2 separate regions of the Homo sapiens genome follow, and region 2 is linked to region 1. The links are chromatin loops, found by intact Hi-C in ENCODE. Cell type or tissue: PC-3. All regions are shown on one strand. Each heading gives the region's core, and the rest is flanking DNA. Links, peaks and the distances in the headings are about the cores only.

Region 1 (2,910 bases), core at 197-2,696:
TTCTCCCAGAGAGGTTTGTAAAGACTTCTCGTCACTCCGGTCTTGACTCAGTGGACACTCTCTCAGGGAGGGCTCCTGCCCACCTCTGTCCTGCACTCCCTACGCCATCGCTCACTCAGGTGCATGCCTTGACCCCGTCACCACTCTCCGAGGGCAGCAGCATCGGTCTCTCTGCCAGGCTGCTGGTTGCTGTCCTCCTTCCTCATTGGCATACAGACTCCAGGAGGCCAGGGGAGTCTGTTTTATTCACTGAAGCAGGCTCAAGCCATAGACCGTGCCTGGCACATAGCAGATGCTCAAAAAATATTTGCCGAATGAATGAGGGAGTTTGTTTACAGGACAGATGCTGGAATGAGACCCAGGACAGTGTTGCTGGGCCTTTGACTTGGGCTTGGGCCTACTGAAACCCATGCATCTTTTCTCCCATCTCTTCCCCTGGCCTCCTGGCCTCCCTGCCCTCCCTGAGCACAGCCCTCCTTTGTGACTACTGCAGGAGCAGGGGCTGGGGTGTGAAAGGACCCAGAAGCCCAGGTGGGACGGGCCCACAATGCTCCCAGGAAGCCCGACTTGGCTGTGCCTCAGCCTTGCCCCCGCTGACCTGTCTGTTCACCCCAGCTGTTCCTATGACCAGGCCCTTGTCAGCCCTCCCTCTGTATTCAGGGAAACTGAGAGGTGCCTGAAGCTCCAACATAAAAAACAAAGACACAGGCAGGCAGAGGACACGTGTGGCACATTTGGGGAGTCTTCAGGGGTTTTCCTAGGAAAGCCACATCCTCTGTGGAAGCCTAGACTGTTCAGGCTTCCTCCCAGGTCTCCTCTTTGGTCTGGGAGGGCAGCTTGGGTGGGGTCGGGGTGGGCAGGACCTGGAGGCGCTGGAGCAGGGCAGTCATGGGGGAGGTGGTCAGTGTCCCCAGGCCCCCCAGGCAGTTCTAAGGGCCTGTGCATGGTCGAGGCCAGGAGGAAGCTAAGCACAGCTCTTTCTGGGGTCAAGCTACCCTGCACTGCGCGGGGTCAATTGCCCTGCACTGTGCAGGGTCAGAACTGACTGCATCAAAAGGGGCTAGTGAGATGCCTGTGCCTAGGGCTAAGCAAGCCAGCAGGGACATACCAGGCAGGAGAAGAAGACCTTGTGAGCTTCTGCCAGCTCTGAGGACACCGTATCACGGGGGTGTTTCCATAAAGTGCTCAGGGAAGTAAGTTCTGGGGTTAGTACAGCTCAAAGGCGCTAGGTGTAATGCTCAGAAGTTCCAGCAGAGGGCAGCGCGCGGCTGCTGCAAAGTCCTGCAAAGAGATACCTGCAAAACACGCCCCGGCTGACCACGGACGTCCCAGAACGCTGTTGACCTGGCTCCTTCCCAGGCCTGCCCAGGCCTCATTCCCTGGCCACATGTCCTCTCCCCATCTGGGTTAGGCTAAAATAATCCCAGGAACTGAGATGCTGCCAAGAAGACACAACACAGAGACAGGACCCTAAGGACCAGGAGCAGCGCGTGCCTGGGTGCTGGGGGCCTCTCTGAGACGGCGACATTTAAGCCAAGAGCTAAATAATGGGAGAAGTCAATTTTAGCCCCTAACCCGAATTATTTCTGTTCCCTCACCAGAACAATCTCAATGGTGTCTCCTCTATCAACCCCTCTGATGGTGGCCTCTTCGCGTAAAACAGTCCACCAACATTCAGGCCCTGCGCTCTCTGGCCCCACCCACCTTGCAGGGTTCCTGTCCCAGTGCCAGCCCCTCCTCACTCTGCTCCAGGCACGCTGGCCAACTTTCCATCTCCAAGGCCGAACTTCTTCGAGTCCCGGGGCCTTTGCCCTTGCTGTTCCCTCTGCCGCGAGCACTCTTCCCCCTCCCGTAGCCGGCTCCTCCCATTATTTAGCTCTTGGCTCAGAGAGGCCCCCAGCACCCAGGCACAAGCTGCTCCTAGTCCTCAGGGTCCTATCTCTGTGTTGTGTCTTCTTGGCAACATCTCAGTACTTGGGATTATTTTAGCCTAACCCAGGTAACAAGTGACTAAATCACATCTCGGTGGCTCCACACAGGTCCTGCCCCTGCCCAGGGCACAGTCTGTGGTTTCACCAACTCCAGCTGGGGAGGCGAGAGGATACAGAGAGGCATTAAGAGCAAATAAACAAACTCACTTATAAAGGAGACATCGTCCCTCAGCCAGAGCCTCAGCCCCATACCTGACAAGACTAATCGGGCTCAAGGACGGAAGGAGACCTGGGGCCTCCATCCCAGCCCTGCCTGCTGCAGGGATGCATGCTCCTCCAGCATCCCAGGCGGTGCCATCTGAGCCCCAGCACCTTCAGTGATGCAGAGTTTATGTCCTCACCGGGCCCCAGGGGAGACCATTAGGAAGCTTCCTCCACAGGAGGAGCTGGGCTCCACCTCCTGCCATGCGCAGACGAGGGGCTTCATCCAAGTAACTGGTCCCTGTGGCTCAGGGCAGGAACTGGGGAGGCAGGGCTGCCTCCTCCCCAAGCTCAGGGGATGCCACGAGGGAGGAGGTTATTCAGTGTGATTCCTACGTGTGTCCCCTTCATCCAGCACATGGGGTGTGTGGCAAACCCTGGACAAGGGGACACAAGACGCATGCAGCTACAGCCTGGCGGCAGGATCAGGCCCGAGCACTGATGACGACTGAGGCATACACAGTTGGATCCACTGTCTGGCATCCAGCCCCTCTTATCCCTGAACCTCCTCCCCACTGTTGGTCCACGTGACTCCGCTAGGTCTCCCCCTGTCCGTTCTCAGCACCCTCTAGGTCCAGGGATGTGCACGTGATCCAGCCTGGCCAATCAGAGCATAAATCCCTCTGTTCTTCATAGTGATTGGCTTAGAGATGGGCTTGTAACCTGAGTCAGGCCAATGAGAGTCAGCCCTGGCGCTTTTGCAGATCTGAAAAAGAGA
Region 2 (2,910 bases), core at 162-2,661, 140 kb after region 1:
CTTTAAAGCCTTACCAAAACCTTTGCAGGGCCTGCAAGGAGTGGCAGGATCTGGCCCTGCTCACTTCCCCCATCTCAGCTCCTTCCTCTCACCCTTGCCCTCTGTGCTCCAACCTTGCTGACCTCTTAGCTCTCTAAACAAGAAAACTTGTGCTGACCTCAGGGCCTTTGCACATGCTGTTCCTGCTGCTGGAAACACTGTTCCCAGGCTCTCGGTACCGACAGGATCCCTTCAGGACTTGGTGTAAATGCTACTTCCTCAGCAAGGCCTTCCACACTGCTTCACCTCAGTTTAGTCTGTCTCCTCTCTTTTCTCCTCCTGGCACCTAGGACAATCTCTCATTGGTCTGAGAACTCCACAACTCCATCTGTCCGTCTCTCTTTTCACCACTAGAGCCTGGCCTGGTGCCTGGCACACAGTATAGATTATGGAATAAACAAATAAGCCTGTGACATGGGCTGGCACCACTGGCATACACACACACACTCTCATATACACCCTCACACAGTTGGCACAGCACAGAACAGAGTAACATCAAATCCTGACTGCCTGGGTTCAAATCTCACCTTTCCCCTAAACAGCATTTGGTAAGTTACCTGCAAATTTTAAAGCTGTGATATTGTTTGGTTTGTCAAGTTCTTAGTATGGTGAGGTTCTCTCACAACCATGTGCTGTTTTGATGTACACATACTATGATGACAGGGCCTGGCCTATAACAGCTACTGCATAAATGTACTCAGCCTTCAAATGCTTGCTGAGTGTACAGGGGTCCAGGCACTGCCATCACAGGGGAAGCCCTCATCTTAGCTGTCGAAGTGTTTATGGCCTTCTGTGTGACAATTTAAACAGCTGTGCAAGAGATGAATGCCCAATCGAGGCAGTAATGGCTGAGCTGTCACAGGCTGCCCGGGACTGACTGTCACACGAGTGCATTACAGACAAATGCAGGGGAAATGTGGTGGGAGGAGGGGGGACCTTGAGGGGTCAGCAGGGACTTCGTCAGGGAAAAGAGATCTGAGCTGGCAGGTGGACTCACACCCATCTATTCATTCTTCGTTCTTCCCCCTAAACTCGCCAAACTTGTTCCTACACTGGAGCCTCTGCACACACTGTTCCCCCTGCTGGGATGCTTATCCCCAGGTCCATCCAGGAGCTAAGCTCCTCTTCTGCACAGCTCAGCCAGCACCTCTAGAGGGCTCTGCCTAGACACACCACTTCCTAGCTGTGTGAACTTGGGCAAGTGACCCAACCTGTCTGTGCTTGCTTCGGTTTCTTCATATGTCAAGTAAGAATAAAAATAGCACTTATTTCATGGGGCTGCTTTGAAGTTTGAGTTAATATGCATAAAATATACAGAAGAGTGCCTGGCATATGGTATACAGGAAATATGAGGGGACTTCAAGATGTTCATGGAAAAATGGAATTAAAAGATAAAAATAGAAAGTATAAACTTTATTTCTCAACATGAGCTCTATCAAGGTCAAAACACTTTTGTAAGTGATGATTCCAGCCATTTAGTCCATCTTTAAAGAATAAAGAACAGAGGGTCCCAGGAATTCAACTATATCCATGCAGTCTTGTTTACATTATTACCCGAAGAAAGATGGGTGCCCTTTAGAGTTGTTTTTAAGATTAAGAAACATAAATAAGTCAGAAGGAGCCAAATCAGGACTGTAAGGTGGATGCCTATGATTTCCCCTCAAACGCTCACAAAATTGACCTTGTTCGATGACAGGAATGAGCAGTGGCATTGTCGTGGTGGACTCTGGTGAAGCTTCCCCAGGTGTTTTTCTGCTAAAGCTTTGGCTAACTTTCTCAAAACACTCATCATAAGCAGATGTGATTGTTTTTTGGCCCTCTAGAAAGTCAACAAACAAAATGCTTTGAGCATCCCCAAAACTGTTGCCATGAGCTTTGCTCTTGACTGGTCAGTTTTTGCTTTAACTGGACCCCTTCTACCTCTTGGTAGCCATTGCTTTGATTGTGTTTTGTCTTCAGGGTTGTACTGAAGCTGTGTTTCATCACCTGTTATAGTTCTTCAAAGTCATGCTCAGGATCTTGATCCCACTTGCTAAAAATTTCCATGGAAAGCTCTGCCCTTGTCTGCAGTTGATCTGGAAGCAACAGTTTTGGCACCCTTAACTATAAGAAAGATTTCCTTAACTATAATTTTTCATTCAGAATAGAATAAGCTGAACTAAGAAAGAAGACCATGGTGTTGGCTATTGTTCTGCTGTTACCCATTGGTCCTCTTCAACTGGGGCATGGACAAAATGAATATTTTCCTTGCAGACTGATGTGGATTGTGTGCCACAGAGGGCTTCATCCTCAACATCATCTTGTTCCTTCTTAAAAGGAGGTATCCATTTGTAAACTGCTGATTTCTTTGGGGCACTGTCCCCTTAAACTTTTCATAAAGTATTGATGATTTTACCATAAATTTGATGTTTGCTTTTGTTTCAATTTTAGCAGAATTATTATTACTCTGATAGGAGCTCTTTTCAAACTGATGTCTTATTCTTCTTAGGACCTCAAAGTAGATCCTGTTTGGACATGTTACAAGTTAGTACAAGTTTATTTTGATGCAAAAAATTTGGAAATCCATGCAGAGTTTTTAAAAATAATACTCATTTTCCATGAACTTTTTGAAGTCCCGTGCGTGTGTGTGTCTGTGTGTGTGCCCACGTGTGCACACATGTGTGCATCTGTCTCTCTTAGTTTGAGCTACTATAACAAGATGCTATAGACTAGGTGGCTTAAAAACTGAAATTTATTTCTCACAGGTTGGGAAGTCCAGATCAGGGTGCCACATAGCGGGGATCTGGTCTTCTTGCTGCAGCCTCACATGGTGGGGAGAGAGAGAGGAAGCTAGCTTTCTCATCTCTTTTTATAAGGACACAAATTCCATCA

Evidence for each region. Hi-C counts contacts between places; a loop is a spot of excess contacts. Peaks named below come from ENCODE experiments on the same cell type or tissue, not always from the same donor. Only the 100,000 strongest peaks of a DNase experiment are listed, where the experiment ranks them.
Region 2: a loop joins it to region 1, with 5 times the contacts of the local background. A loop is called at or near these places in 5 of 110 quality-filtered maps.

Annotation. Positions count from the first base shown.
Region 1 is chr3:13,091,082-13,093,991 of GRCh38, forward strand. It overlaps a transcript of IQSEC1 not described here. Among named protein-coding and RNA genes, the nearest start is that of IQSEC1, 19 kb to the left of the region's middle. In PC-3, for the core only: a CTCF peak has its summit at 1,250 (motif pointing right); DNase peaks (open chromatin) are centred at 1,270 and 2,050; H3K4me3 peaks cover 620 bases; H3K27ac peaks cover 1,358 bases.
Region 2 is chr3:13,228,610-13,231,519 of GRCh38, forward strand. It overlaps a transcript of IQSEC1 not described here. Among named protein-coding and RNA genes, the nearest start is that of IQSEC1, 160 kb to the left of the region's middle. In PC-3, for the core only: CTCF peaks have their summits at 1,197 (motif pointing right) and 1,397; a DNase peak (open chromatin) is centred at 1,142; H3K27ac peaks cover 483 bases.